2 separate regions of the Mus musculus genome follow, and region 2 is linked to region 1. Evidence: chromatin loops called from intact Hi-C (ENCODE). Cell type or tissue: left cerebral cortex. All regions are shown on one strand. Each heading gives the region's core, and the rest is flanking DNA. Links, peaks and the distances in the headings are about the cores only.

Region 1 (16,094 bases), core at 1-8,000:
TCCCATTTGCAGCTGAGGCTGCTGGCTAGCATGGATAGATTTCTCAGGACAGGCTAGTTGATGACAGCCCTGCTGTAGGATGTGAAGTACCTGGGCCTCGAATCAGCAGTTCCAATACACTTGTGCTTGAGTTTGGAAGGCCTGATTGGTCTTCACTCTTCACATAACTTTCTGGAGCTAGGCATGAGTGACTTACAGTCATACTCATAATGCCAGCACGAGGGAGGCTGAGGCAAGAAGATTGGTAAGAGTTTGAGTCTAGCCTGGGCTACCCTGTGAAACCCAGTCAATCAATCAATCAATCAATCATTGAGAGGGTCTTGCTTAAAATATACTTAAAATTGTAAAATGGTTGTGAGCAATTGTAGCTGTTTATCCGCTCTTCCCTATTTTAACTGAGAAGAAACAGAAGCCCAGAGAACACAGGAGTTGAATGAGGAGCCGGTGGAATCTTCCAGATGGGGCCTTTGCCCCTCCTGACAGTCTTGGCAGAGCTCGGTGTGATTTGGGGGTTTGGTTGCAGCTTTTGTAGCAGATGCAGACTGGAGGGTCCACTCCTGTCCAACAGCCAGTGGTTTATTGTTTGGTGTGGCCCCAGGTTTATTTATTGGTGTGGACAACAGGGGCAGCTTTTGGAAGGCTGTACGGACTAATCTCAGCAGCAGGACAAAGGTCTATATTCCAAAATACTGAGAGAGCCAGTCCCAGTGACACAGACCTGTAATCCTAACGCTCCGGAGACTGAGACAGGAGGATTGCAAGTTCAAGGCCAGCCTAGGCAAGTTAATAATGACAACAAAATCAAAACCGTGCCTCTGAAAAAAATAACTAAAATATCACTAAGGACATAGGCTTTATTCCTAATGGAGATAATGGCGGCTTAACTGCCTGTCAGTGGGGCAAGTGTCATCCATACCCACAATGGAATATCCCTCAACTGTCTAAAAAGGGATGGGAACCCCAATGGCTGAGGTCAACAAGCTTACCCATAATAAGCAGATGGCAGATGCTGCTGGCTTGGCAGACCACAAGGCCTCAGCAATTAGCCCAGTTGTTCAACATGAAAGCAACCATGGATAATATTTCAAGAAGAGGGTAGGGCTGTGTTCTAATAAAACAATATTTCAAAGATTATGTGGAGCTTGGCGCGTGGCTTGTTGATAGAATTCTTGGAGAGCATTCATGAGACCCTGGACTTGGTCCCAGCGTCACAAACACAGGCACTGGAGGCTGAATTGGGTCCTTGACCTTAGTGTGCTGGCTCACAGAGGGACAGTGAAGACAGACATCACACGCGTTACTGTGTCAGTGAGCTCCAGTAGAGACTGTGGTGTCAACCACCCAAGGCTAGAGCACCGCCCAGGCCTGTGAAGGGAGAGGAGGCAGTGTGTGTGCAGCCCAAGTGTGTGTAGCTTCTTCTCCGGCAGAAGAAAGCTGACACCATCACTGCCCGGAAGCAGACGTGAGGCTGGGAGGTAGGGCTAACCAGAAAATGGTAGGCTCTGGATCCTTTTGTGCCCTTTGAATTTCTATCTATGTAGGAGATGATCTTTTCCCAGAGCCCTAAACCAAAAGTTCTCTCATGACTGTTACGGTCCAGTTCCTTTTTGTTCATTCTATTTGGCTTTATGCTAACTTAGACTGACCTCGATCAGCCTGGTTGATTGGGTAGTATTTAGTTGTTCCCAGTGTGGTGGCTATCAGTCCAGTCTTGTTTGATGTACAGCATACAGAGAGAGGGTGGATGGGGACACACACACACACATACAGAGGGGGCATCCTTTTAGAAGCACCACCTTCCCAACTTCCAGGCTTAAGTATATATCAGAAATAAAAAATGTTTGTCAGTCTTTGGACACCACTCAAATACCCAAACAAGAACAATGAATTTCTCTGGAGTGATGGTGGGCAAGCAAAGGAAGGAGGGGGAGAGAGGAGGTCATAGCGGACTCTAAGAGAAGCTGTCTCGTCTCATCTCTCACAGGAAATCCAGTGACGATGCTTGGGTAAGCAATGGGACCTACCTGGAACTGAGGAAAGACCTTGGCTTTTCCAAGTTGGACCATCCCGTCTTATGGTGAAATGTAAAAGAGAAGGAGATTTCCTGTAACTTTGCCCACATTTGCTTCCGGAAGCAGCGCACAGCTGTCTGTATGTTTAAAAGATAGCATCTAGAATGATCACTTGTGCTTAGCGTAGCATTGTAAGCGCTGAAGTATATATTTTCTTCAGTAAGTCTCTTTAAAATTTCAAGTGTTATCATGATTGTTTATATGAATGTAGAACACCTCGGTATTTCTTTTTATATATATAAACTATTTAATAAAAATGAAAGATTGAATGTTAATGTGTGGGTTACAAAAAAAAAAACATTTAACACTAATTTTCCAGAGGTAAGGGGGAAATTTCAAATTTATGCCTTATAAAATCACACTGGAAAAAAATTGTCCCAGATGCGTTAAGAAATAATAACACCCAGGGATACTCACCCATGCATAGCTACCCAGGGTTAATTGGTAGCTGGGATATCTTTTCGCCTCAGACAGCTCTTCGATTGCTCATACAGAACAATTCTGCCGGTGCTGAAGTACCAAGAATGTTTTCATTTGCATTTTCCTGGTTAAGAAATCTGTATAAAGTTAGTGAGATGCATATTCTTTATATAAGGTGGGCATCAAGCAACCAGAAGTGCAAACTTCCCTCCCTTTACTTCTGTTGCCTTGTGTATAAAACTGCCCCCAGCTTGCCTAGAGACGTTGCCTTCATCAGAGAAGACTCCATTAATTCAGTGTCCCAATGGTGTCCTAGGGAGGCAGCAGACGTTTCGTTTGTCCTCAGTAAGAGCTGAATCCTTAAAAATTTAAGAAACTACTTTCAGCTTCCTGCTCCACCCCTGGCTTGCAAGCCCTCTTTTTGGCCCCTATTGAGGATGAAATGTCTCTCATTTAGTATAAACAGTAACAGCCCACGGCAGTGTGACCTTCTAAACTTCAGCGAAGTCACTGGTGGCTTTAAATAACCCAGCGTTGTTCCTCCACACGGCTTTGGTACTCTCTACCTCTTACCGAGCACCGCCCTTTTGACCTTGTATAGCCAGTTTGACCATCTGCCTTATAGACAAACATTGCTGTTCTTCTATGTCGTCCTCTTGAGAAAGCTGCAAGGGTTTACCTCTTTCCTTGACTCTCTTCTTATTTGTAATACTCTGAGTTCTGCATCTGTCTCAGACAGGAGCTACCAAAGGGAAACTGTTGTTCTTATAAGTGTCTTACTTTAAATCATGATAATAGAATGTGCACAGTAGCTGAATTGTGTTATCAAAACAACTCTGACTTCTGCCCAGAGCACATTAAAACCAAAGTCTGATTGTTAAGCCTTTGACTCGGATGTCTGTAGCAGTTCTATGAAACATTGCGTGTAATGATAGGGTAAAGAGATTTCTATAGAACGAATTTGGGAGGCCAGTGAGATCGGCTCGGCAGGCACAGGCACTTATTGTGTGAACCTGGCACTGGGTCCAGTCTCCAGGACCTATCTAAAAGATAGAAGGAAAGAGCCAACTCCCAGAGTTGACCTGTGTCACACCAGATAACCAACTGCACTGCTGAAGTTTTCACAAGTGGAGTGTTGAAGGTGAATCAGTAGTCTTTGGAGTCTACAAGTGACTGTCATTTTAAGCAACTCATTAAATATTGGTTCATTTTTTTTCCATGTTGTGGAGACACCAAGATGAACGCAGCATGAATCTCATTTCCATTTCTAAGCAGCTGGGTGGTGCGGCGATTCTTTAGTTCCTGTTTTGTTTTTTTTCCTTTTCAAGCGCTATCCACATCTGACCACAGGCTGGAGATGTAAGCAGGGATCTCGGCAGGGAAACAAACCCGAGAGGACACGTGGGATTTCAGCAATACTGACTGTGAAGTAGGCCTGCTCGAGAGGCCGCCCCAAAGGAGAAGGAAAATGACAAAAAAAAAAAAAAAATCCCACAAAATCGAGAATGTATCCCCAGAATCAGTACAGCCAGTTGTTTGAACATTCTTAAAGTATCTCGTGGTATAATTTCTGTTGACTTCAAGCTTTAATTTGGATCCACACCTACAGCTGACCCAAATGTCTCCTCTGTAGTCATCTTATTTGGATCAGGGAGAAGCATGAACAAAAATATGTTCCAGAACCATGTGCAAGCTCTGTAAGTCACTGCCCGTGTCTGGATGAAGGGCTTTCGGAATGTAGATGGTCAGGAGGTGCATGCTGCTATGTGAATCTTAAAACTCCCTGCTGGAGGGAGGAGGCTGCTACATTCCTCTCGTTCTGTCTCACACACTCTTCCTCCGAGTTTGTGTGTCTAGAACTTGGATGTTTCCATAAGGAAAACAGAACTGTGGTATTGTTTCGAGAAGAATTAAGTAAAGTTTAATCTTTCTGAACTCCTGACTTACTCCAGTACACAATGCCAATCGCTGCACCATTTGATGTGCATGTTTCAGCCCCTTTCATTCTAATTATCCTATTTCAAGTTTATGGTAAGTCACAGATGTTCTCCCAGTAGCAGGACCTTGTGCTAACCACAAACTGCACCTTCTCAGTACTCACAACCCCGATCTGCAAGGTATCGTTAAGGAATGAGTATCTTCAGTGTGGCAAAGGAGTAGTGTAGTTCCCTCCACAGGCCCTGTCGTAATAAAAGCCTCAGTGCAGCTTCTTCCTGCAGTTCACATCTTGATGCTAGGATGCTCCTGGTACTAACTAAACATTGGCAGTTCACATCCCAGACACCAGGGGTCAGGTACTAACTAAAGAGATGGAATGCAGTGTGCTTTTTGAGACACTAGGGGGAGCCTGGTATTAACTAAACAGCTTGCCATTCAACAGTCTCAGGAGGGTTCTTGTACTAAACAGATGGGGGTTCACTCTAGGTCATAAATACAATTACCTACTAAGTAGCAAGAATGCCTCAGCAATCCCCAAGCCTTCCAGTGCCTCTGGGGGCTTCCTGATGGAAAACTACACAAACTGAGTTTTTTAAATGTTAACTCCACTTAGGCTTCTGTTTTCCTCATATCCTATTTTTAATTACTTCCAATAAATCATTTGCTCAGCCTTCTAGCACTGTCTTCCTTTGTATTTGTCAGATTTATGATGCATTGTTTCAGTCTACCCTTAAAGAAGTCAAGCCAAAAATAGAGGTGAGGGCTACTTTGCTTCTTAATGTAGGCCTACTGTGCACACCACACACTCTCTCTGAGGGACTGTAGCTATTAGATACTGTCCTCACACCCTCGAGCTACCAGCCAGGGCTCTAAGTTGCTCTCGTGATCTTAGTTAGAAATACAGGCTACAGTGTTTGGTCAGAATTTATTCGAATGTCTTTATTTTTAATACCAACATCAGCATAAATCTATTTTTGCTAGTAGATCAAAGCTATTTTCACACGCTCTGTTTTCTATCTTGTATCGATCCTGCGAATCAGTGATTATCTTTGTTGGAAAACCTTATCAAATGTGTCTGCAAATCAAGATGGTCTAAAGTGCAAGCCAGTTTTTTGTTTGCTTGTTTTTGAAACTGGGTTTAGGGGATACAGTTGTCAGAAGTGACTCATTCGCTTCATTTGTGATGATTTTTTTTTAATCTTCCTCTGTTAGCCCACAGGACATGTTTTGGGGAAAATGATACTTGTAAATCTTCTATTTAACCATTTGTAAAATCTAAATCATACCCCACTCCCCACTCCCATTTCGATTCTCCAGCGGCTCCTTTTAGTTTGTTGTCTTGCCCTACTGTGTAGCTCACTGACTGAGAATAAAGAATACAGCAAAGGCTGCCTTTGTCTTTGTTTTTCCTGGCTGTGTGTAGCTGTGGTTGACGGAAAGGCAGCAAGATGCTGGCTAGAGTCTGTCTAGAAGAACATAGCTGCTCACCTAAAGTGATGCACACTGAGACAGTGACTTGGGAAGACCTGGGTTGCTGTAGTCTTCTTCCTGGCATTTCCCAGCATTCTCAGCTCTAGGAATAGGCACTAGAAGCCAAAGGATCCCCTACTCCACCCACCTTACTATGCTATGGAAATACTATTTCCTCTGTGTCAGAACATGAAATGGAAGAGTGCTAATTGATTATGCCTGTGTAGTCATACAAATCGTGACTGACCTATGCACGTCCCTCTCTAAGGTGCGTCCCTGAGCATCCAGTGAACTCCATTTGGTTCAAGTTGGTGTGTCCCAGCATTGTTTACAATAGAGTGGTGCTAAAGAATATCTGAAAAGCAGCCTAAGAACTTTGAAATTATTGGCCACTGTTTGCTCATGTTGGTATTAAAGCATCATGATCCAGACAACTGAGGAGACAGTTTGGATAATATACCTCAAGTTTAAATCTTCAGTCACGTTCTTACTATACCCCTGCCATTGTACTCACGGACATCAGTAATGAGCAAGCCAGGACTGTCTCCCCACCTGGCGTTCCCATAACACAGGCCAACCCAACAGATTCAAGAGAATGAGATGAAGGGCCCAGAGCAAGTGTGAAACATGGGAGATTAACAAGACAAGAAGCCCATGCTGCCTCAGTGGCAAATGGAGCTCCCAGAAAGGAGGCCCATCAGGAGTGTGGCTTTGAAGGTACATGCCACTTTGCTAGACAATCCAGAACTGGCTGGAAGAGCTGTCCCTTCCTAGGTCTCAAATCAACCATTCATGTAATGGTTTTAATGAGCTGAGAGGAGGCTCTTCTTGCTGTCATTTAAACTCAGAGACTGAGAAAGATACATTAATTAAGACTCTTTAAATTCGGTTAAGGTCCTCGGAGTAATTTACACGCACACACACACACACACACACACACACACAATTTTTCTCCGGGTATTTCAAACCTAGGCAACCCAGGGCACAGTATTGATCAGCATTTTAGCACCACCATGGGTCTGGGACACAATTGTTCTGCTGCCTAGGAACAAATTTCTTTTGATTCGGTTGCAAAGGAGTTTCACTTCTTGCCCAGGGTGGACACTACAGGTGTGTGCTTCCGTGCCCAGCTATTGCTCAGGAACTTTTTTAAAGGGCTGCACGTAAGGAGGCCCCAGCTGCTGCTGTGATGGAGTCTTGGGAGGTACATTTATGGAGCAAGGAAGAGTTCTAAACCCAGACATTTCTCTGCCTTTAGAAGCCGTGCATCTGGTGGCAAGCTAGTAAGTTAGTCACTCATCAGAGTGTGGTCAGACATTGCCCACATGGTCCACGGAGAGCGAATGGCAGTTCCTCTAAATTGGTGATGAATCTAGAGGAAGTCTGGGTCTCAGCGACAGGGAAGAGATAGGAGGGGCCTGACACCAAAAGCAAAACAACCCATCCTGCTTTGCCCAGGTCATTCTCTGTTCTATCATAGAGTCCTGTTAAGCAGGAGCTGCTGTAGGCTTAGATAAACTGAGATAACTGGTCAACCTACACTATTGAGCTGCCATATCAGCTCTGAATGTTCTACTAGAATGAGAGAGAGGGGGAGAGGGGGAGTGGGAGAGAGAGAGGGAGAGGGAGGGAGAGAGAGAGAGAGGGAGAGAGAGAGAGGGAGAGGGAGAGAGAGAGAGAGAGAGAGAGAGAGAGAGAGAGAGAGAGAGAGAGAGAGAGAGAGAGAGACTCGGGCCAGTGGTACAAAACAAAACAAGTCTTCCATTCTTACTAAGCCACTGGGATTCCTTTGATAACATCATCATGGCCTGCCTGTCACATCAGTACAAATGCCTTTGGTCCACAGATCCTATTTTTCTTGTTGCAGCCTACCATGTCTGAAATACAACCGATCTCTCAGTCTTTCTACAGCCTTAAAAAAAAAGAGGACAAGCCTTTAATCCCAGCACTTGGGAGGCAGAGACAAGTGGATTTCTGAGTTCAAGGCCAGCCTGGTCTACAGAGTGAGTTCCAGGACAGCCAGGGCTACACAGAGAAACCCTGTCTCAAAAAACAAAAATCCAAAAACAAAGCAAAAAAAGAGTCCCCTTGGTCATGATGTCTCTTCATAGCAATAAAACCGTAAGACAGAAGTTGGTACCAGGGACTGGGGTATTGCTATAATAGGCCTGACCGTGTTTTTGTTTGAAGGAATGTGGACTTGGGGACATTGGATTAGGAAAGCAGTAGAGTGCTTTCAGTGTGGCTTAATTAGCCATCCTAGTAGGAACATGGAAGTCAATGGTGCTGAGGGTGATTTGAACTTTGGCCGCCTGGCTCAAGAGGTAAGAAAGATGATGTCGTGAGTGTAGGAGATCCTTTAGGGCATCTCAGTGCTAGTGTCCTGTGAGTAAAGTCAATGGGCAACTGCAACAGCCTGACCCAAGCAGGATGACAAAGGGCACAGACCCATCAGGAATGAAGGTGTGGCTCACTTCCCCAGGAAAAGATCCAAGACCTGCATGCAGAGGATGAAGGAAATAGAGAATGGGTAGTAGAGGAAGGTAGTTATAAATACCATCTAAGCCACATGACCAGTTACAGAAGCGAGGATTATAGTTGACATGAGTACTTCTGTTGTATTTTAAGAATGTATTTATACAAATAATTGTGTTTTCTTTCAATTTCTTTAACACAAATTATCATATTTAAGTTTGAGATACCAAAATATATTCCCCAAAGGACATTGACACCTATTCCAAATTTGCAATGTGTTTGTAGTTGTACAAGTGATAGTTATATTATATTAGGCATTATTATGACCCGAGTTTTTGTTTGTGGTTGTATGAGGGATAGTTATATCATGATTATGATAGGGCTATTGTTTTCATTTGGATGTAAGAAGATATGATTGTATGTCAAGTTGCCAAGGGGCAGACTGTGATAGCTATTCTCCATGGTCACCCTGACTATATCTAGAATGAACTGCAGTCCAGACATAGAGGACACACTTGTGATCCAGATCTTGAGGCTGAAAGACAAGGGCTTTTGATTCAGATCTTGAGGTGGGATGCCATATGCTTTTCATCACACCATTAATTGACACACATCTTTAATCCAGATCTTGAGGCATAGTAGCCATGCTTATAAAGATCTATAAGTAAATGGAATTAAAGAAAAGCTTAGGTCCAGGTGTGGTGGTGGTACACACCTTTTATTCCAGCACTTGGGAGACAGAGGCATGGAGATCTCTGAATTCAAGGCCACCCTGGTCTACAGAACAAGTTTCAGAACAGTCAAACATAGGCAGTTAAGGAATCCATGGCAAACAGAAAGCTGGTGAAGATAGAATTAAACAAGGGGACATGTTCTGGCCTCAGCATGTAGCAGAACGTGGCAGCTTCAGCCACATGATTCCGTCTTTAGAATCAAGGATGGAATTTCCCTCTGATACTAAGCAAAGTTGCAGAGGCCAGGAATGTATCAGGGGTATCCCTGCATGGAGGTCCAGAGAGGCCATTGTGTTGAAAGAGGCGTTGGATCTTTCTCCACATCTAAGGAAAGCCACTGGGGCCAAATATATGGCAGGGAGTTTGCCCAGCTGGTTTTTTGGTCTTGCTTTGGTCCAGTATTTCCTCACTACACTCCCTTCCCTCCATTTTGAGATGGTAATTTACATCCTGTGCCACTGTATATTGGGAATATGTGATCTGGTTTCTTTACTTTGATTTTATAGGCGATTACAGTTAAAAGATTGCATCAATCTCAGAAGAGACTTTGAACTTTGGACCTTTAAACATTGTTGAGACTGTGATAGACTATGGGGACTTTTGAAGTTAGACTAAATGCATTTGTTATGTCTACAAGCATGTGGGGGCCAGGGAGTGGAATGTGGTGGTTTGAATAGGTATGGCCCCCATAGACTCGTGTCTGAATGCTTGACCCACAGAGTGGCACTATTGGGAGGCGAGGCATTGTTAAAATAGGTGTGACCTTGTTGGAGGAAGTGTGTCACTGTTGGGGCAGGTTTTGAGGTCTCCTATGCTCAAGTTCTGCCCAGTATAGAATCCAGTCACTTTCTGTTGCCTGTGGACCAAGATGTAGAATTATCAGTTCCTTCTCCTGCACCATGTCTGTCTGTACTCTGCCGTGCTTCCCACTGTGATGATAGTGGACTAAGCCTCTGAACCTATAAGCCGGCCACAATTAAATGTTGTGTGTTTAAGAGTTGCTTTGGTCATGATGTCTCTTCACAGCAGTAAAACCCTAACTTAGCACTCAAACACATAAAATTAAAAAAGTAAATCTTTAATGAAACAACAAACCAGAATTCCAAAGAGTCACTTCCTAAGTGGCATTTTCTGTTTCTGCTCTCTGAAGTGTCCCTGAAAGCCTGTCACTTAATCAGTGTGCCTTGGGGTCCAGATAAAGGGCCAGGCTTTGGGGCATCACAGGCACGCAAGAAGGATCATCTCTGTGGCAATTTCAGAGTGTTCACGTCTTAGCTGTTTTGTTTGATTGGTTAAAATACTTAGCATTCTTCACATGTAAGAGTTTAACCTGGGCGGAGAAACCAGCTTGGTAGAGTCCAGGAAAACTCCAGAACCCATATGCTGTTCCTGGCAGTTGTTCTTACTCATTTACCGAGTCATAAAGATGTGTGGTTGCTGTTATTGTTTGCCTCCTAAATGTCCCCCAGAGCCAGTCTTTTGAAGACTTGGTTCCTAGGCCGTACTTCTATTGGGAAGTAGTGGAACCTCTGAGAGGTGAGGCTGGTAGAGGAATTGAGTCACTGTGTTAGGCCCTTGAAGGTGATATGACGACTCAAGCCCCTCCCTGCCCCACCCCCTCCACTGTTCTTCCTGCCTCCTGGCTATTGTGAGGTGACTGCTTCCTCTGCCCCCAGCTTCCCATTCACTAGGCTCTTCAACTTCACCCCAGGTCCAAAAGTAATAAGGTGGAATGACCATAGGCTGAGACTGAAATCACAAGCCAAACCCTTTCTTCTTTTAATGTGTGCATCTCAGATATTGTGTCAAAACGGATAACTAACGCAATTACTTTTAAAAAATAGTTAAAATTTAAATAATTATAAAATCATGTAACAACACAATAAAATGGTTGGCACTCATTAGTTTTAGAAATAGACATTTTACTTTAGAAATAGACATTTTACTGGGCATGGAGATGGCGGTACATGCCTCTACAGGATAGGACGGGAGGATTGCTACGAGCTTTGAGGCCAGCCTTAGCTACATAGCAGATACTGACTCGAAGAGCCAAAATGTAAGATAAGGAACAGAAAATTTACATGCCTACTACCCCAGTGCTAGGTAACCTGAGGCAGGGAGGCACTGAACGTTCAAATCCAACCTGGAGGTGCTGGTTACTCTGTTGATTTGGACAGATGGAGTCATCTGGGAAGACTGCACATCAAGCGATGAATTTCCTCCATCAGATTGGCCTGTGGGCCATTTCCTTGACTTATAACTGGTGTGAAAGGGCCCAGCCTGGGGTGTGCGTGGTGCCATCCCAGGCAAGTGTTCTTAGGTTGTGTAAGAAAGCAAGCTGAGCAAGCTGTGGACAGCAGGCAGTGAGTAGTCAGTATTCTACTTCCGTGGTCTCTGCTTCAGTTCCTGCCCTGGCTTCCCTCAGGGATGAGTGATAAAGAGTAAGTCAAACAAACACACAAATAAGACCCTTTCTTCCCCAATCACTTTAGATCATGGAGAAATGAGCAAGACTATTGCTGTGACAACTCTAACCATGAGGTATGGGGGAGGATTGCAGAAGTATTTGGAACTTTGATTTGGAAAAGCCGTTGAGTGTGCCAAACTTAATGGGCTGTTCTGTGGGAGCTTGGAGGATTAGCGAGTTGAGGGAAATACCGTCAGCAGACGCCTGGCTTGTGATGTTTCAGAGGGAAGGAAAAACTCTCTCAGGGCTCTTCGGATGATATTCTGAATTAAGAGCATGTGGTTTCTGTTTTACTAGGGTGGGTGAATTAGCTGTGATTAACAAGACTCTGGGCCACTGAAGTGAATCTGTTGTTCCTGGGACATGTGAGGCTGGTTAGCTGGGGCCTGTGAAGTCAGCTGTAGTTAACAAGAGGCAACAGCATTGAGGTGAAGTCTTCTGGGAACTATTTCTTCAGGGTGAGCACACACTCACTGTGGTCCAGATGGACCATCTCGAGATGACGACCAGACTTGGCAGTGTATGTGAGGCTCCCACATGGCATTGGTTTTAAAGGCACAAAGGGGTTGTGGGGAGCAGCTGAGGCTTGGCACCGTGTGACAGGATTGGAGTTCCTATGGCACCATATGACAGGATTGGAGGTCTTGTGGCACCATGTGACAGGATTGGAGGTCCTGTAGCACCATGTGTCAGAATTGGAGGTCCTGTAGAAAGACCCTGAAGCCATTTGTAAAGGTGCAGCCTCCATTGTGGACTCTCAGGATGGAAAGGGACATGGAGAAAGGCTGAGCTTTGGTTCCATGGACCAAGAAGTCCCGTGACCTTCCAAAACAGTGCCACAAGCTATGACCCAAGTGTTCAAATACAGGAGCCTGTGGGGGAACAATTCACACCCAAACCATAGCATAGGTGCACACGCACACGCGGATGAATTTATGGCCTTTTAAGAGTGAGAAGGGCACAGTCTGCATCAGACTGGCACAGGGAGAAAGATGCCCCATGGTTCCTGACCACCAGGCTCAGGTGCTTCTCAGAACTATGATGGCCACATAGGTTTTCACTAAGGCATTAACTGTAATCTTTCAGCACTGAAATGGTGAATCTTGGTGAAGTCTTAAAAGACCTGGTCATAAAATGGGTTAGATTTAGAATTATCATGTTGGCATTTGCAGGAACTGGATGTCTGAACATAGGTGACACAGGACTTCGACCACAGTGTAGATGACACAGAATTGTGTCTCTGTGCCCTTCCCCATATCTTCTTGTTTCTGAGACTTGTAAATACCCTAACCATACCTACCATAGCTGGTCCCTAGAATCTCATCCTTATCATACTTCATTTGTAGCACAGATTCTAAGAACTAGTTTGGACTGGTGAGTTGGACGGGCCAGTAATGTGTCAGGAATTCCCGATATCTCCTTTCAATCTTTTAAACAATTTTTTGACAGGTCCCATGTAGCCCAGACTGTTTTATGACTTACCACGTAGCCAGGCTGGCCTTGAACTTACCATCCTTCTCTTGTTTCCCAAGTACTGGGATGCTGAACATGTGCCTAGCACAGCAACTCTGAGGTACCATAGAATTCTACTCATTTTACACATTAGTACCACTTTTGCATTCTTAAAAATATAATTACTAGGACAATTATTGTTCTTCTGTGCCTCATTTTTCAAATTAAGTGGACCATAATCTTATTATATAACCATCTTCATTTTATAATATAGAAATTAATCAGATAACATATATCAAAAGCTATCTAGCAGGTCATGGTGGCACATACCTTTATTTCTAGTCTCAGGAGCCAGAAACAGACAGAACTTGGTGAGTTGAGGCCATCCTGGTCTACATAGTAAGACTTTGTGTCAAAACAACAGCAAAAGTAATCTAACTATATACTGAACGCATAGTGGATGATCTAAATTTAGCTTTTTTCCTTGTTCCTAAGCTGAGAATCTAAAGTAAGTTATCTGCCTTCTTAGAACTAGATATGGTGGCCACATAATATTTTCTAACAAGAGAGGAAAACGTGACCATAAAGCCTGGCATTGGAGTCTTCAGGAAAGGGGCTACCTTCATTGACGAGCTGTGATATCTTAAGAAAAGGAAACCTGAGAGATGTGTCTTCCAGGATCACCTGTTGTGGAAGACTTAGCTGTTGGCTTTAGTTTCTTTTATTCCCAATGGTTTAGAAACACCTTCCACACACTCTGTGATTTTATTTGTACACATGACAACCGGGGGCTGTGTTCCATCCCTCGGATCTTCCCAAGGAAATTGGGCAAATGGACTAGTTACTCTTTCATGACAGTGACCCAATACTTGGCAACCGAATGGAAAAAGAGCTGTTTTTGGTTTACAGTGTAAAGATATAGTCTACCATGCTAAGGAAGGCATAGTGACAGGGCTGTGGGACACCTGATGACATTGTATTTGCAGTTGGGATACAGAGAGGAAACAGGAAACGGAGCCAGCACCCAATGGCTGACTTCCTCCACTGAGGTCCTGCCTCCTAAAAAGCTCTACAGTCTTACAAAATAGCGCCACCATCTGGAGAACAAATGTCCAAATATATGAGCCTATGGGGGATACTTTACATCTAAACCACAACAGTAAGCTTGAGGGAGTTTGTGAGCACACAGCTTTAAAGCTGGAAGTGAGTGTGAGAGTTGGAGAGGGATGGCAGGGGAAGGGTGACAACTGCCCGTGACACAGTCTGTGTGCAGCAGCAATTGAATGCTAGCAGTAGAGATTGGCGTGAGAGGACCACACCTTTGGAGCAACTGGGATGAGGATACAAGGAAGATGAAGGATGAGAAAGTCCCTTCTAATTCTCAAGTCTCTCAGAAAGACAGATTGTCCACTCCTTCTTAAAGCCTGCAGGATGGACCTGCAGACGTAGCTCGGTTGGTAGATTGCTTGCTTGGCATGCACACAACATTGAGTTTTATCCCCCACACTGCATTGTCTAGCTCTTGGGAGGTAGAGCCTAGAGAATCAGTAATCAGTTCAGGGCCATCCTTGGCTATTGAATGAGTTTGAAGGTAACCTGGGCATATTAGACCCTATCTAAAAGTCATAAACTTAAGAGATTGCTTAGTCATTAGAAGTATGCACTGTTCTTGTAGAGGACCTGAGTTATGTTTCCAACACCCACATGGGGTGTTCACAATTGCCTATAACAGGAGATCCAGAAGCAGGCTTCTGTGGGTATTGGCACCCATGTATACATGAGTACACAGACACACACACACACACACACACACACACACACACACACACACATACACTCACACTTTTTTTAATTAAAAAAAAAACTTCAGGATAATTTGCTCTCAACCTTGACCTCATATGTTTTGAATACTTTTGAGCATCCCAGACACACACCTATGAAATTAAAGATAGGGAAATTAAAGACAAAAGGACACTCAAAAACTGAATGAACAGCAAATAGAGGCTGTGTTAGACACCGGAAAAATGCATGGCATCTGAATCTTTCTGTGACCTTGGAAAGTCCAGAGATTTTCAGAACTGTCAAAGAAAGATGAGGGATTAGAAAGACACTGGAGTCCATCCTAATCTACAAAGAGGTCCTCAAAAAGACATCTTTTCCCTTTCTACCCAAAGACTGCAGGACGGAAACTGGGGGTGTAGCTTAGTTTGTAGGATGCTTGGAAGGGGTGATAGATCCAGGAGGAAATCTTTCAGGGTTGTATTCCCTGTTGTATATAGTTGTTCCTTGCTATCCATAGGGAAGTGACTTCAGGGCATACACAGATCCCTCAATCCAGAGATGCTCAAGTTTCTCATACAGAATGGCTCAGCATTTGCTTATAGCCTCTCTTAAGCTATCGATAACAATGGCTAACAGAACACAATTAACAGAACACTATTTGCTGTGGACAGTTGTTATACTGTATTATTTAGGACACTGACAGGAAGTGTATGTTCCAGGGAGAGGGGAAAGTCGTTCAGTTTTCCCCAAGGATTCTTTGTTCTTGTCCACAGCTTAGGGGGCTGTGCATCCTAGCCCCAGTTCTATTCATAAGGCCTCTTGCTTGCAGACCCCTGCACCCCCGTGTGGTTTCAGAAGGGAGGGAGAAGCTTGGGGGTATGGCACAGCAGTGCTTGTCCATCGTTCCCTAAACTCTGGTTTAGTCCTCAGCGCTATCAAAATTTACAAGACAGAAAGAGGAGAGAAAAGAAAAGAATCAAACTGGGTGCAGAGCACAAACCAGGAATCTAATCCAGTACTCAAACGGTTGGGGCAAGAAAATCTGAAATTGCACTTGTCCTTAGTTACACAGCCAGGTTGGGGCTAGCCTGGGCTACACTGAGACTCTGTCTCAAAAGACTAAAAAAAAAAAAAAAAAAAAGGAAAGGGTAGCGAGAGATCTGTACTAAGAAGTCCAATACGATTAAGACTGTTAATTAGCCATGAAACCTCTTTACATAATGCATGGTATATCTGAGGTTGAGAGTCTATGTGAGGCCTATACAAAAAAACAATAAATTACAA
Region 2 (16,094 bases), core at 3,663-11,662, 100 kb after region 1:
TTGATATCTGTTGGAATTCAGATACGAGTTCTTAAAAATCTATCCTATATAGTGCCGAAGGAGGTATTACCAGATATCTGTACCTGTTGCATCTTTCCATCTACTTCCATGGCTTATGAATATTCTGTACATTCTGTTTTGGTAGCTGTAGAGTGAAATTCCTAACACTATTAAGGTGAGTCTAAGACAAGACAGGTAGTTGATTTCTAGCTGACTTCTATATAATCCTTTCCAAATAGGTGTTATCTTATACGGTCTGTATAAATTCTGGACCCCCACTTGTATTGGCTGTTCAACTCAAAGCCAATTTACCCCCTTCATTTAGAAAGACAGAGAATCTTAACAGTGTGATGTGAAAACTCTAAGTTGTGCCAGATACACCCCATAGACTCCAGCTTTATTTCTGTGGAGTTGCTGTCTGCATCCCACCAAGTACTACCAACTGGTCTGGAACAACCGAGTGGGTGGAGCACCTGAGTGAGGGCTTCTGCACGAGCAAGGGAAGCTTGCCATACACTCCCACAAGTATCCCCTTCACATGGAGCTCTACCCATATGAACTGGGATCCTACTCATGTTTGCAAAGTTTCGGAATCAGTAGATAACAATAAAACAGAAAGGGCTCCTGCTTTTTGGTAGAAAAGACAGACGAAGAACAAATAGAACACTTGCAACATGTAGGTACTTTAGAAGAGAACATACTTAGGTAGAAAAACTTTTAAACGATCTACTTCCAACAGAGTGACTAGAAGACTGAGCAAACGGCAGTTACATTAAGAAACAAGGAATCAAGAAAGGCCCAGGAGTGCACAGGGATGAGACGGGAAGGCCACAGTGTGCAGGAGCGCACAGGGATGAGACGGGAAGGCCACAGTGCGCAGGAGCGCACAGGGATGAGACGGGAAGGCCACAGTGCGCAGGAGCGCACAGGGATGAGACGGGAAGGCCACAGTGCGCAGGAGCGCACAGGGATGAGACGGGAAGGCCACAGTGCGCAGGAGCGCACAGGGATGAGACGGGAAGGCCACAGTGCGCAGGAGCGCACAGGGATGAGACGGGAAGGCCACAGTGCGCAGGAGCGCACAGGGATGAGACGGGAAGGCCACAGTGCGCAGGAGCGCACAGGGATGAGACGGGAAGGCCACAGTGTGCAGGAGTGCACAGGGATGAGACGGGAAGGCCACAGTGTACATGCTCCAGCACTGGTTCTTTTCATTTTATAAAAGAAAATCGGTTCTGTTTTAAATTAAGAGACAAAAGGATTACAAAAAAAAAATTGTTTAAAATCCTCAAGTACATCTAGTAAGTCAATTTTCCTTCTGTTGTACTTTACACAGAGCAGTGACTTCCTAAGCATGACTAGATGGGATTAAGCACTCTCAAAAGAAAAGGGAAAATAAAAGGTGTTAACATGGAAAGAGCCGCCTACCGTCAAAAGCTTGGTGGTGATTCCCGCATCCACCACAGCCTTGTGCATGGCACGCAAGGTCTCTAGCTCTGGAGCAGCAATAAACACCACATAAGGCATGAATTCAGAAGTCCTTAACACTTTCAGTGCCTGTGCAAAGAGTATTTATATAATGTTAGAATGTGCAGTGTGCTGGTCCTTAGTATAAATTGAAGTCTATCTGTCTCTTCCTGAGCTTACGGACATAACTTACTGCCTGCGCTCCCTGTCCTAACTTCACACAGTATGCCAACCCATTTATTTTGTTGTAAAATCAAGTGTCATTGCTCTTTTGTCCTCTTTTTTTTTTTTAGATTTATTTATTTTTTATTATATGTAAGTACACTGTAGCTGTCTTCAGACACTCCAGAAGAGGGAGTCAGATTTCATGCTGGATGGTTGTGAGCCACCATGTGGTTGCTGGGATTTGAACTTCGGACCTTCGGAAGAGCAGTCGGGTGCTCTTACCCACTGAGCCATCTCACCAGCCCTCTTTTGTCCTCTTAAAGAAGGTATAAAATTTAGTGAGCCAGATACATAATCTGTTAACTGTAGGATTCTCTTACTGAATATTCATTCATACTACAAAATTCATACTGCACAGCACCTACAAATAATAATAAAAAAATAACTACACAGAAAAAGATGGAAAGATTTTAAAAAACATAAATAAAAAAGATAAATCAACACAGAACCAAATTGCCTTTTGAACCTATTTATTTATACCAATAGATAAATGCTGTTCTTGGCCTTACTCAGAAGTGTCTTTTCTAGTGGGCAGTGGTGACTACGGATGGACTCATGGCTGTACCAGGTGCTGAGAGTAAGTGGTGGGTGAATGCTCAGCCTGAAACAGGAGATTTATATACCATCCCCTCTGAGACTTGGGGACACTGCAGACAAAAGGAACAGAAGTTAAGGGCCAGAAGATAGCAGGAAGGGCTTTAAAATGCCATCTTCTGAGTAAGACATGGTGACTGCAATCATGAAAACCAATAGCTGTGGATAGCCGGACCGGGTCTGCACAAGAATGAGCTCTTCTATAGTCAGGGTGGTGGGAGGGCTCAGGACCTCATGCCACACTACTAAATTATTCACTACTGATAGATTCAAGGAGTAGGGGAGTCACTGCCTCGAACTGTGATTCTACAGAGCTCTAGCAAATAGTTCTAACCCAATGTTCACACAGATGGCCCTGAGTAAACTAAAGGAACTGTAAAACTAAGCACAAGTCAGGGATCTGGAAATGCTACTTCTGGTAGGAGGTGGGGAAGCTGATGGTGATGGGAGAGAGGCAGGAGAGAGGGGCAGTCAGAATATTTTATTCACATGTAAGAAATTGTCAAAGGCAAAGTTAATCAATAAAAGGTCAAGAATCTACAGAAAACTGTTTCATTTATGTAAAAAACAAAAAACACTAGAAACTTCTGGTATACATACTTAAGGCCTACCGGAATGACTAAAAAGATATGACCTATCTCTGAATGGGAAAGTGCAGCTGGGCTGAGTGTACAGGACAGGAACCTGAGCAAGACAGCCAGGAGTGAGAGTGAGTGAGGGGATGCTCTGGTCTGTGCGTCTGGGAAGTGAAAGGGGAATGGCTTAATTGTATTCTAATCTTGTACCCTTGAGTTAAGTTTAACATTTCCCAACATAACATTTCAATACTTGATCAAGTAAATACTGCACTTCTGCAGGTTCAGTCACATGGTTTTACCCAAGCCTTGGTTGTCTGATTGACATTTATTTATGTATCTAGCTATGGACTCATAATGAAGTTGAGAGAGAACCACATGTCTACTTAGATAAAGCACACTTCCCACAGCCTAAATACACAGACGAAAACTCCCCAGGAAACTAGAAAGTAACAGCAGCTTTGGGATCCATGCAACTCACTTGTGGGTTGACGTCCAAAATGCAAGTCCGCCCAGTCTGGACAACCTCGAGAATAGAGTCGATCTTGGTTCCATACAGGTTTCCTTCGTACTCCCCATGCTCCAAATACTTCCCAGCCTTAATATCTGCTTCCATCTCTGATCGGGACACAAATTTATATGCTTGTCCATCCTTTTCGTCTTCTCTTGGCTTCCGTGAAGTAACTAGAATGAAGTAAGGTTGAAAACGTGCAAGAGGCAATGTATGATTGTCTATCCATTGTCCAAGTTTTCCTTCCCGTTATGTTACAAACATGTATGTATGGCCCTTGAACAGGAATGCATGTTGATTTCTAATTTAGAAGAATATTTTAAGGGACTTTTAATTCACCTTGAAACTTTAAGCATACTCATCCAGAAGTCTTCATGCTGCCTTTTCCTTATGCATGCAGTCTCCTTTTTCTTGAAGATTCGATTATACCCTCCTTTCTGGTTAAACATGTCTTTCTTTTCTTTTTTGGTATTTTGAGACAGGATCTCTCTGTGTAGCCTGGCTCTCCTGGAACTCACTCTATAGATCAGGCTGGCCTCAAACTCAGAGATGCACTTGCCCCTGTCTCTTGAGTGTTTGTATTATAGGCTTGTGCCACCACTCTCCGGCCAGCTAAGCATTTCTTCAGTGATTACCCAGAAGCGAGCAAAGGTCACCTATTCTTGTTGGAGGATCACCTGTTTTCTGAAGTGCAATTCTACCCACAAATGAGGACGTCTAGTCTTTTTCTTCTCCTCAAGCCCTAAGCGTCCATTTGGCGTCCTGCTTTCTGATTGATAGTCCCAAATGTGAAATATTTGACTTTGTAAGCACCATGCATTAGCCTCTCTACTCTGACCTATGGTTTCTAAATCAGAGTGAATACTCAAATTCCAAATCCAGTGGTAGGTAATCCTTTGATGTAGTAGGTAAATCTATGAATGCTTTCAGGCCTGTCACGCTGGCCATTCATGCTAGGAATGAATTATTTCTACCTTTCACATCTTTGCCAAATTTAACAGTAGCTTTGAGGAAGAAAAATAATTTTTATAGTATTTTAGGGTTAGCCTGAATCTAAGTTGAGTGAACTCTACTTTGTTAAGTAAATAGAAAATATCTGAGCAAATCATTAAGCATGTGAAATTAAAATAAGTGATATAAGTAAAAAACCCAAAAACAAATCAGCAGACTGTTAAATTATGGGTAGCAAGCATAAGACACCAAGACAACTTTTGGAACAAAAAGAACTTTAAATTCAAGGTAAACGTAAAGGTCCAATTTGTAATGAGACCATTGTGTACAACATGGTATCCTCTGCTATTTAATTTCAACAATCTTCAAAATAGTTTGATGGTTTCTACACTCAAAAAAAAAAAAAGTCCTGAAACTTGCCTGTTTGTGAAATTTCAAAGTCATACCACAAAATATCTAAGAGAGTTTAAAATCTTCCAAGTTTACACAAGGACTTGGTTCACTGTCTGCAACTTAACTTAAAAATCACATCTTCTGGTGAAAGCCTGCTTTGAAACCATCAATGTGATGTTTGAACTGAATATGTAAATGCACACATCACTTCCCAGTTCAGTCATAGACTCCCTCTTCATAGCAAAATGTATACCAGTGATTTCTGACTATATCTCCACTCTCTACTGGACACATCAAAAAGGAGGGAGGAAGCAGAGGAGGGGACAGACAGACAGAGAACTGAAAGCTACTGCCACATAAGCGTCTTTTCACTTTCAGAAGGGAGCGAGCAGAATGGCTGCCCTTACTCCTTAGGCTTATCACAGAACAATTTCACTTCCTACACGTGAAATTTTAAGACTGGCAAGATTCTCAATTTTAGTAGTAAAGAATCAACAAAGAAACATTTTGTGTGTTAACCAAACCCAAGGTCTGGATACTAAAAGCAAAACAAAACAAAACAAAATAAAACAAAACAGGGTTTACAGCTTATTTTCCTGATACAACACTCCTTTTTTCTATAATGTACTTAAAAATGATAACAAATGACCACAATGCAGCAACCTCCCCTGCCAGTGTGTATTACAGCATTTCACAGAGACAAGCACACAGTCCCAGTCTCTGGTCAAGAGGCACTGTAACTGTCAAGCTCATTGCAGCCTTACCCGAAGCCCCCAGGGGAGGGATATAACATAAGTGTCCATCAGCAGTGAACAACAGATTTGTAAAAATATGGTACTTTAATATATTTCTATTCTTATATAAATAGAAGCTATTGATCACATTAAAAATTTCATCATGGTAAAACATCCACAAAAGTTACTGTTTAGACATTTTGAAGTTACCTACCACTCAATAGGATAAAGTTTATCCAGACTGTTGTGCAACCAGTAACTCAGCACACAATCTATTTCCAGAGTTTTCCATCTTTCCAAACTGGGTCCCTTAAATAACTCTTCCATCCCATTATGGTGTAATCCCCTTCCCAATGTCATCTGAACGGTTATGAAGTAGTACACTGAGGTTTTTAGGTTTCCTTGGTGATTAATGATGTTGAACATGTTTTCATGTACTTACTTGTAGTTTTCAATGTCTATTTTTGAATTCAGCTTTTTGTTTAGTTATAAGATTATGTTTATATAGAAATGTTGATGACCTGGTGGGAAAAGCTCATGATTTATCATCAAATACTTACAGGCATTCTGTTACTACAGAAACTTGTTTAGGTAACAGGTCAAAGAAGAACAAAATACATACAGATCTCTTTTCTTGTCACATGTACTCCAACAAGCAGACAGTAAGAACTGCCGAATCTTACTCCAAATGAGAAGTGGAGTTTAGGTGCTGTACCACAACCTCTAGGTAACTGAAGACTCTACATTAAGTTCAGTGGCTAGGTGGGGTTTCTGAGAAGGCTCTCCTTGAACAGAAAGTACACTCCAAGTGTGTGAAAATATAAGAGGTGAGTATTTCAGGCAGCGAGCCATGCTGATGAGTAATGACCCAGAGGGAAGCCTAGAATCGCAAGTTGGGGGCAGTATGCAGGGTTGATCTTAATAAGGCCACTATGACTCTTTCAGCACAAAATCAGCATTAGAAACTTTTGAATGCTTTCCTTAAGTGTGCAAGCATTTAATTGAATCTTAACTTTACTCCCAGACTTCACTTGAATCCTAAATAGATGCTAAGATATTAAGGATGTAGTCTATCTTTGGCAGTTTACCAGAACACAATCCTCCTGGTCCTGGGGCATCTACTAAACACGTCTTATGTATATCTAAAAAGGAGCCAAATGAGTGGTGAAACATAGGTCAGGGAGGAATGGATTGTTTTCCTTTCCCACATAGTAAATTTATTTTCCCAGAAGAATGCTTAAATGAAGTGGAAACTTCTAGTTCTTTGGAAAGTTAGTTATGCTAAATTATGTTTGGCTGGGGCACACAGGTGAAAGGCTGTTTTGCTAAAGCAAACACATGAAAGACTATTTTCCTGAGGCAGACACAGGTGAAAGGATGTTTGGATATAGCAAATACATTAAAGGACACTTGATGAAGAAGTATTAATATGAACCCCCATGGACAGCGGGAAATGAGCACTGAGCCTTGGTTTGCTCTGACTCGCTATTCTCTGCGATGTGACATGCATGTATTGGTTCACCTTACATAGCATTGTTGAGCTTAACTTGTGATAACTCTGACACTGAGAGAAACTCGCCGAAGAACTGTTAAGTGACGTTCCTGTGACAGCTTGCTGCTTCTGTGGCCTTGCTCCAGGGTGGTTGAACTACAGCTGCCAGGTGTCTGCGTGCTGAAAGGAATGGACTGCGGCTGCTGGTTCATCCCTGGTGTCTGCCTGTCTAGAGGACCGGTCTGCAGCTGCTGAGTCGTATTTGGTGTTTGCTATGGGACTGAACTGCTGCCAAAGAAGATCAAGCTCACCCCCAAAGAACTATTGCTGAACAGGTCCACTTTCCCCCACATTCTAATGACTTTTCTCTTCCACTACCTCTGCTGGGTGGTGGGCTAGAAGAGAGGTTGAATCCTTATTAAAAGTAGGTTGTAAAAAATGTATGCCTACACTTAAGGCCTATGGTAGCATGTAATAGCAGTGGTTTGTACTCCCACTGCTGGTAAAACAAGTAACACTTTTCCTCTAGGCTAATGCATGTGTGTGTGCTCATGTTTGAAAGCCAGCCAGCCTGCCTCCCAGGACTGTTCTGAAGGTGTTCCACACAGAAAGACAGTAAGAGGAAATACATTATCTGCTTCTTTGCATCCATGAGTTCTGTATTTCTTGTCAGCTAACTATGAATGGGAAAATTCAGGAAAAACAAAAATCTATCTGCACTGACTATGAACAGATTTTTATCCCTTCTCATTGTTCCTTAAGTAATATAGCCTAACAGCTATTTATAAACCACTTAACATTATATATAGGCATCATAAATAATTCACAGGACTTAAATCCACAGAAGGTTTTGCATGGGTTATATGCAAAATTCTATGGAACTTGAAATATTCCTGGATTTTAGTATTTTGGGGAGTAGAGAGGTTTGTGAGTGTGTTTTCCTGGAACCAGTTAAGGAAAGATCACAGAAGCTATGGTATAAAATCTTGGGGCACAGTTCCAAGAAAATAATTAGAAATTCTAATGCCCTTGGCCAGAAAAATTTGTAGTGTGGAAATCTTCAATGATTCTTAAAAAAAAAAAAAAAAAAGGCATTGAAGAGATACTATTTGGACATTCAAGACATGGAACTCCAGCAAGCAAGATCTTTTATGCAACACTTCTCTTTCCTTTTGGCACTCACTCCTTACAACATAGCCCATAGAAATTCAAGCAGCAGCAAAGGACACAAACCAAGTAATAAAATAAGCCATACCCCACCTGTCCCAGTGCAGCCACTGTGCTGTAGATCAAGAGGAGCTGCGAGGTAAGTGGAAACTAGAATCAAGGCCTCAGTTTTGATGGGAACTAGCCTATTTTTTTTTAATTCCTAAAAATGAATTTGCTTAACAAAATTACAAATTATGAAAATGAAAGTAACTAGAAAGTTATTGACTCTTCTAGATGCCTGAAAGCAAAGAAGGGAAAAGGAACACAGAGCACCAGTGGCTTGATAAAAACCCAGTCTGTCCTCCCTGAGATCAATCATTCAACAAAGCAGTTTTTACTAGCTGCCAGAAATACCATGGGTCAGAACACTAGGAAGTAAACCTTATCTGTGTACTCAAATGAAGTGAGAGTAGCCAGATATTCCTCCAAAGCTTTTATAGTGCTCAGTTAATGACAGAAGCTTAAATCACTGGATCCAAGTTTGCTGAAAACAGCTGCAGTGTTTCAAAGTATCTCTGAACAGGTTGCTTAAGTGTAAACTACAGATTTGCAGGGGAAAAAAAAAAAAAACACTACCAAATGCCATAGTCAATGACTAACATTAGTATCAATAATAGGACACAGAGACAAGATGCAACTCTCCTGATGCATATTTGAAGGGTAAGAAACTGATTTATATATTTACAATAATGCAGAGCTGTACTTAAAGAGGAAACAGGCAAATTCAAAGGAAGAGAATGGCACAACAAATTGGAAAAACGGATCGAATTATATGCTGTTTATGAAGGAATCTTACACTTAAAGAGACTGGTATGTTGGGAGTAAAGGATGGAAAGACATCCCTGTAAGCAGTGACCCAGACACAGCTGCAAACTCACATCAGAGCAGACCAACAGGGAGACGAAAGGTATCGTAGAAACAATGAAGAATAATTACAACGACAAAAGGGTCAATTCGTTAGAAGTAAGATGCTTACTTACATCTAAGCACCTAACAGTAGAATCTCCAAATACATGAAACAAAACAGAAATGAAGCAAAAGAAAGATGGACACGTCACCAAAAGAGCAGAAGACCTCAAGGCTTCCAGTGATGGAGAGAACAGAAGGTTACAGAGGAAATGAAGGCCTGGGCAGCTACACAGAACATATCAAGGCAGCAGTCCAGTCAACAAGAGGAGAATACTTTTCCCCGCAGTGTACAAGAACAAGTGACACGCTCAAAGATAGGTTATATCTGAGGCTATAAAAAAATCCCTAAGGAGTTAATGAGGCCTATGGTCTCTGGACAAAGTGAATGGAATTATCATCACTAACAGGAAAATCTGGAAAAATAAAATGTGTAAAATTAAATAATGTACTCCAAAACGGGTCAACTAAAAAAAAAAAAAATAGAAATCAAAACTAAAAATAGCAAACACTTTGAGAGTGGTCATTACTGATGGAGCTGCCAAGAGCCCTTCTGGGTGCTGGTAGCATATCTTTGTCTCTACTTCTGATAGAGTACAGCTCGGCCATCATACTCGTGAGGGACTCTGAAGCCTTAGAAAAGTGTCTTAGCAGAGAAAAATTATCAGCACTGTGGTAAGCTTCAAGAAGAAACATTAGATGGCTAACTGAGGCCTACTGATGGCTTACATGGAAAGACCTGACAAAACACACAGGAGTCTGTGTCAGAGCGGAGGCACCAAGAGCAGAGGACCGCTAGTTTTCCTTTCACTTTTCCTTTTGACCAAAGGTTCAGTTTCTATCTCATCTCAGTGACAGTTTTCATATATGGCTAGGAAGGAAGAAAGCTGCAAGCAGGCAGCATGTGAGAAGCCGGTTTTAGCTCCAGCTAACTGACTCGTGTTGCACAACTGTCTTATTCTCAGATTACATTCTAAGCCTCTGTGGTGAAGAGAAAAAGTGTTTCATTACATTAATCTATTTCTAGAATTAAAAATGACTCTGAGATGAATGCAAACAAAAACATAAACCACAGCAAAATTATAAGATGCAAAAAGCAGCACCTACTGAGCAATTTCTAGCATAAATGTGTCTGTTAAAAGGAGATCTCCAGTGGATAACCTAACTTTCTACCCGGGATAACAGGAGAAAACTTCATCCTAACTCCAAGGAGCAAACAAAAAAGAAAACAAGATTAAATTAATAAAATGTATGATACAAAAAAATATGAAAAGAGCAAAATTGACAAATATTTGGGAAAACTAAGAAAAAAATTTACTAAATTCAGGAATGAGAGGGGCTGTTACTAAGGACCTTGTAGAAGTCCTGCGACAATAGAAATACTTGCACAGCTATGTGAACATGCTAAAACCAAGAAACCCAAGTGTGTGGAGAAAACGCTATGCGGATTTCATCTGAATGAAGATGGTAAGGAAAAAAATAAGCACAAGTTTAGAAAGCAATAACTAAGAAAGTAAAGAGAGAGACAGGAGCAGACAGATGGGAAAGTTGACCACCTCTGCATAGCTGTGCCAGTGAAAGCATGTTAATGCTAGCCTGTTTTCTGAGAATAGATTTATTACTGTTACTGTTGAATCAGCTTTGTTAATATGACAATATATTAACTGTGAAAAGGTTAAATAGTTCAAAGGAGAAAAAAAAATCCTTTAAAACCAAAATGAACCAAAGAATTGAAGGTGCAAACAATGGAAAAACTGCTCCCGGGCAGCAAAGCGGCACTGTAAGTGGTTACAAACCGGAAGTAATACAGAGTCAATGTAACCCATAGAAAGTCCAACGCCATTCCTCATATAACTAGAAAACACAATTCACAAACAGAGAGACAGAAAAGACTCTAGATGGCCACAACAATTCTAAGCAGAAAGAACCCAGCTGGAGGGACACGGTTTACTCAACTTTAAACTCTAATAGAGGACATTATGGTACTGGCACAACAGGCAAGAGAATATATACCGCTGTCCCAGAAATAACCCCCAGAGCTATGAACACCTAACTTTTGATAAAGGTGTTAAAATACACACTAGACAGAAGACAGTAAAGGGGTACAAAGTAGACCAAGGACCTTAGCTTCAAACATGAAATGGTGAAACGGCTAGGGAGCGCAGAATGAACACAGTTTGAGATACAGGCACATTCTAGAATGTTCAGAAGGAAAAGCCTATAAAATAAAAAAAATTAAAAGTGGTTAAAAATAATCTTTTTTTAAAAAAACCACATAACAAAGGGAACTGTCAGAAAAAAAAATAGGATAAAATCACTGCCAGATACATTTCAGATTATACATATAAAGAACTGTGAAAATTAAATACCAAAAATCCCAACTTAAACTGCCAAACAATAAATGTAATAATGAGACAGACAACTCTCAAAAGAAGAAATACAAGTGACCAATAAATATTTTAACAAGTGTTCAATATTCTCAGTCACCAAAATAATGGAAAATAGAACTATTTTGAGATTCTATCTCACCCAAGTGCGAGTGGTTACCATCAAGAGCAATGACAGCAAATGCTGGTGAGGATTTGGAGGAGGAGAAACCTTATTCACTGCTGGTGGCGGTGCAAACTGGTGCAGTCATACGGCCATCAGTGCAAGAAACATAAAGTGGGACAGGGAGATGCTTCAGCTGACAAGGTGCTTGTCACATGAGTTTGGTTCCTCAGCACCCACAAAAGCTGGGCACAGGGCATGGAGAGATGGCTCTGTAATTAAGGGCGCTAGCCTCTCTACAGGCGATCTGGGTTCAATTCCCAGCACCTTATCATGGCTCAAAACCATCCAGGTATGACTCTAGTTCTAGGGACTCTGATAGCCTCTTCTTTCCTGGCTTCTGTGGACGTCAGGCAAGCATGTGGTACACTGTCACAGATGAAGGAAAATACCCACAAACAAACAAACACACAAACAAACAAACAGGTGGGGCTTGTCTGGGAAGTGTGGTGGGGACGGTATGTTAACCAGCTGGATCCTTAGAGTTTCCTGGCCTTCAGCCTATTCAAAACAATGAGCTCCAGGTGCAGTGAAAGACTGCCTCAGAAGCCCCAGGAAGGAGGCAATAAGAGAAGATACACACCATGAACCTCTGGCCTCTGCATACACACACACCTCCATGGGAGGCATCTACCCACCCACACACCACGGCTCTACAAACAGAACTAGCATTCATAGGTGTGTACCCAAAGGGCTCTGTCATCAATGCTTATTGCTTTTCTATTCACAATTACAAGGGGATGAAATCAAACTAGATGCCTAGCAACTGATGAATGGGTAATGAAAATGTACATTCACACACTACAATTTTATTTGGTTCTAATGAAATTGTGAAATTTCCAAGAAAATGGACAGAGCTGGAAAAGATAATAAATGGGGTAGCTCAAGCTAAGACAGATAAATACTGTCTGTTCCTCATTTCCAGACCCTAGTTGTGGTGTGTGTGTGTTTTCTGTGGGAATGTGTGAGGACAGAGGTCATGAAACTAGAAAAGGTACATAGTTAAAAAGAGAAAAACCTGATGTAAAGAAGGAAGTGGAGAGGGAGCAGAACACATATGGTAAGAGTGTGGAAACAGAATCCTGAGGCAGAGGCTATGAGCACCGAGCAGGGACAGGGAGAGGGAGAAGTGGCAACCCAAATCAGATAGCCATGAAAACACCGAAAGGGAGCCTGCTACTGAGTAAAAAATAAAATATTTTTAAAACTAAAGATGGCTCCGCAGTTAACAGCACTTGATCTTCCATAGGAGCAGGGTTCATTTCGCAGCATTCACACCAGGCAGTTCACAACTGCCTATAAAGTTCAAATGGCGGTGGCTAGGGGGTGTCCTATGCTTCTGGTCTCTGTGGCACCTACACTCACATGCACATACACAATATAAAATACACAGTTATAACTAATTAAAAATAATAGAAAAAATCTCTAAAATAAAACAGAGCCAAAATAAAACTAATATAAACAAAAACAAATACTATGACACTCTTAAGTCATTGTACATTAAAATTAGCTTTGGGCAATGTGATTTTGTAGGACTAAAAAGTCCATAAGTGTAAGTTGTAAGGTCTGAATATGAAGTGCTCCAAGTGGTGGTGCTACACTGAAGGCGGGGGGGAGCTTTAGGAACTGGCCCTTCAGAAAAAGCTGATGACTGGGCAATGCCTAGGAAGGCTATTCCTTATCCTGGGTCCCTTACTCTGCTATCTGTCTACCACCCAGTGAAGAGCATCCTGTTCCACACGCTCCTGCTACCATGCTGTTCCATCCTACCATGAGTTCAAATACAAACACATGGATAATAGTTACAGAAGAAAATACCAACAGAGCCAAGGAAAAAAACAGGAATGGAAACAAATCCTTCTCTTCTCTCTGGAGAGAGGCTTGAGAGGCCATTTCCTCAGGCTTCTCCAAGAGGTCAAATGTGCAGCAGGTATCATAGCATCAGCAATTACCTGAACGCTCCAGTTACTCCATTTCTGACATCACTCAGTGTTCTATGTGAACATGCAAAAGCTAGGGGAGAACTAAGATTACAAAGTGAAAAGTCAGAGCCAGAGCCGGAGCCTACACGGGCCTCCTCCACACCAGCATCATTTCACACGGTCTTAGCCAAGTCTGGTAAACGCTGCCTTCTGAAGAACCTGCTTTCAGAATATCAGGTTTAGGATCCTTCAGGGCTGAGGGCTTTAACTTAAACCAGACCACCGAAATCTACAAAGCCACTGGTGTACTGAGTGTTTGAGCATCTAGTAAGTAGGCTGTCTTCTTTTAAATATACTACACTGGCTGAAAAATACAAATAAATGGATAATAGTTCCATAAAAAACCACAAATGAATGTAATCTGCCACAACTCTTAAATGTATGCATTTGTCTTCAGCACTTCTGCAATGTAGAGTTGACAGATGAAGCTACTGCTGAGCACCAAGCGGGCAGCACTACCTAAGACAGAACTGTGTGGACCCAGAACTACCTACTCTTCCATGCTCATTAGCATAACCAAATCTAATCTGGAACTAGTGTTCATTAGTAGTAATCCTTTTCTCCATATACCCATCCTCTTTCTGAGCAGCAATGGAAACTGAAGACTTACATGGCACCGTTGTTCCAAATCTAGCAGGATTCAGTACTATGAACCTGTTTTTCAAGCTCCTTCTGCCCACACCTTGAGCTCCGATCAAAACTAACGTTTTCCGTTGGAAGGGTGGCATTTTTGCTACTTCCTCATAGATCTGAATTTCATGACGATCAAACTCTAAATGTGAAAGTAACAGGAAATTATATTCAGTTATACTTTGTATATGTAAAAACATTCCCTGGTATTCTGTATGCTAGTGGTCTTCTTGCCTTGATAGTTAACTATTACTAGAATTGTGCACGTATGACATAGGCTTGTTTCTACAAATTTTGTAGGGTACAGACATTATCTTATACCTTACTTTAAATGCTTGTCCCCAATCGTTTGCCCTCAGATACTCATTTACTGAGCTACAAAATCCCAGCGTTTTATGCACATTTATCAATACTCTCTACGTTAAAGCAGAGGTACTCAACCTTCCTAATGCTGTGAACCCTTTAATACAGTTACTCATGTTGTGGTGACCCTCAACCATAAAGGTATTTCCATTACAATTTCATAACTGTATATTTGCTACTGATATGAATTGTAATGTAAATATCTGTGTTTTCCAATGTTCTTAGGTAACTTCTTTGTATTGGCTAGTTTTGTGTGTCAACTTGACACAAGCGGGAGTTATCACAGAGAAAAGAGCCTCCCTTGAGGAAATTCCTCCATGAGATTCAGCTGTAAGGCATTTTCTCAGTGATCAAGAGTGGGAGGGCCAATTGTGGGTGGTGCCCTCCCTGGGCTGGTAGTCCTGGGTTTTATAAGAAAGCAAGCTGAGTAAGCCAGGGGAAGCAAGCCAGTAAGAAACATCCCTCCATGGCCTCTGCATCATTTCCTGCATCTTGACCTGCTTGAGTTCCAGTCCTAGCTTCCTTTGGTGATGAACAGCAATGTGGAAGTGTAAGCAGAATAAATCCTTTCCTCCCCAACTTGATTCTTGATCATGATGTTTGTGCAGGAATAGAAACCCTGAGTAAGACACTCTTATTTAAAAGAGTCAGTCAACCCACAAGGGGTCACGACCCCAACGGTTGAGAACCTGTGGACTAAAGGCGTCTTATTAGCAACTTATCAGTAAAAATAATGATCTTACAGTTTATATCAATCAAATTATAGTTCATGTGATTTACACAAAAAGTTTATATGAAGTACAGGGCACAGGACACCTGCTTGGCTACTGGACTTGTATAGGCAGAGTAGGCCACCTCTAGCATCAGCACACTCACGTCTAAGTACGGAGATTCTGAAATGTATACATAAAATAAAATGCTAGATAAAAAAGTATTTTCAGTAGGCTATAGCCTCAAATTATAAGTCAAGTCAAGGAAAAAGTTACAAAAACGAGCTAAAAGTTTTAATGATATACAGTTTCCTATAGTTAATGAATGATAAAACCAGAGTGATTCTGAAACACACCACCCAGCCTTACTGCCCTACTCAACCTGCAGTAAGAACACTTCATCCTTACATTATCATGGCAACAAGTCCTTTTTTTAATACTGTGTTATTACTAAGCACAGAGGTAGTTTGAAGTCAAGAAAAATAAACCTGATAGTTTCCACATTCCTTTTTACCTGTTTTTATTATACCAGGTCACAGAAGGCCACTTACCTGCAGACACACAATGCACTTGCACACACTTTCCCGTGCCCGGCTACCCTTTCCCTTTTATCCCTTGCCTTCCTCCTCCTCTTTCTTCCCTACATGATTTCCCATCTCCTTTAATGTCAACTGTACATACGTGATTTTGTGTATCTCTACAAAATCTAGGGTCCATAAGTGGGCAAAAACAAGTTTGTGTTTCTAAGATTGGTTAAGTTTGTTAAACATGATTATCTTTTTTTCTGCAAAAGAAATAACTT

Evidence for each region. A loop is a pair of places that touch in the nucleus more often than their neighbours do. Peaks named below come from ENCODE experiments on the same cell type or tissue, not always from the same donor. Only the 100,000 strongest peaks of a DNase experiment are listed, where the experiment ranks them.
Region 2: it touches region 1 in a loop (2.4-fold over the local background); 9 of 42 quality-filtered maps call a loop at or near these places.

What each region holds. Positions count from the first base shown.
Region 1 is chr6:50,283,052-50,299,145 of GRCm38, reverse strand. Osbpl3 (oxysterol binding protein-like 3) reads left to right here. Exons shown (of 24, transcript NM_001347213.1): 24 at 1,985-5,819. The coding sequence ends at 2,081. Among named protein-coding and RNA genes, the nearest start is that of Gsdme, 29 kb to the right of the region's middle. In left cerebral cortex, for the core only: a CTCF peak has its summit at 4,798 (motif pointing right); a DNase peak (open chromatin) is centred at 4,816.
Region 2 is chr6:50,181,977-50,198,070 of GRCm38, reverse strand. It overlaps Mpp6 (membrane protein, palmitoylated 6 (MAGUK p55 subfamily member 6)), which reads right to left. Exons shown (of 13, transcript NM_019939.2): 10 at 14,200-14,361; 11 at 3,343-3,545; 12 at 1,429-1,557. Among named protein-coding and RNA genes, the nearest start is that of Gsdme, 72 kb to the left of the region's middle. In left cerebral cortex, for the core only: no CTCF peak of the experiment used is centred there; a DNase peak (open chromatin) is centred at 7,495; H3K27ac peaks cover 208 bases.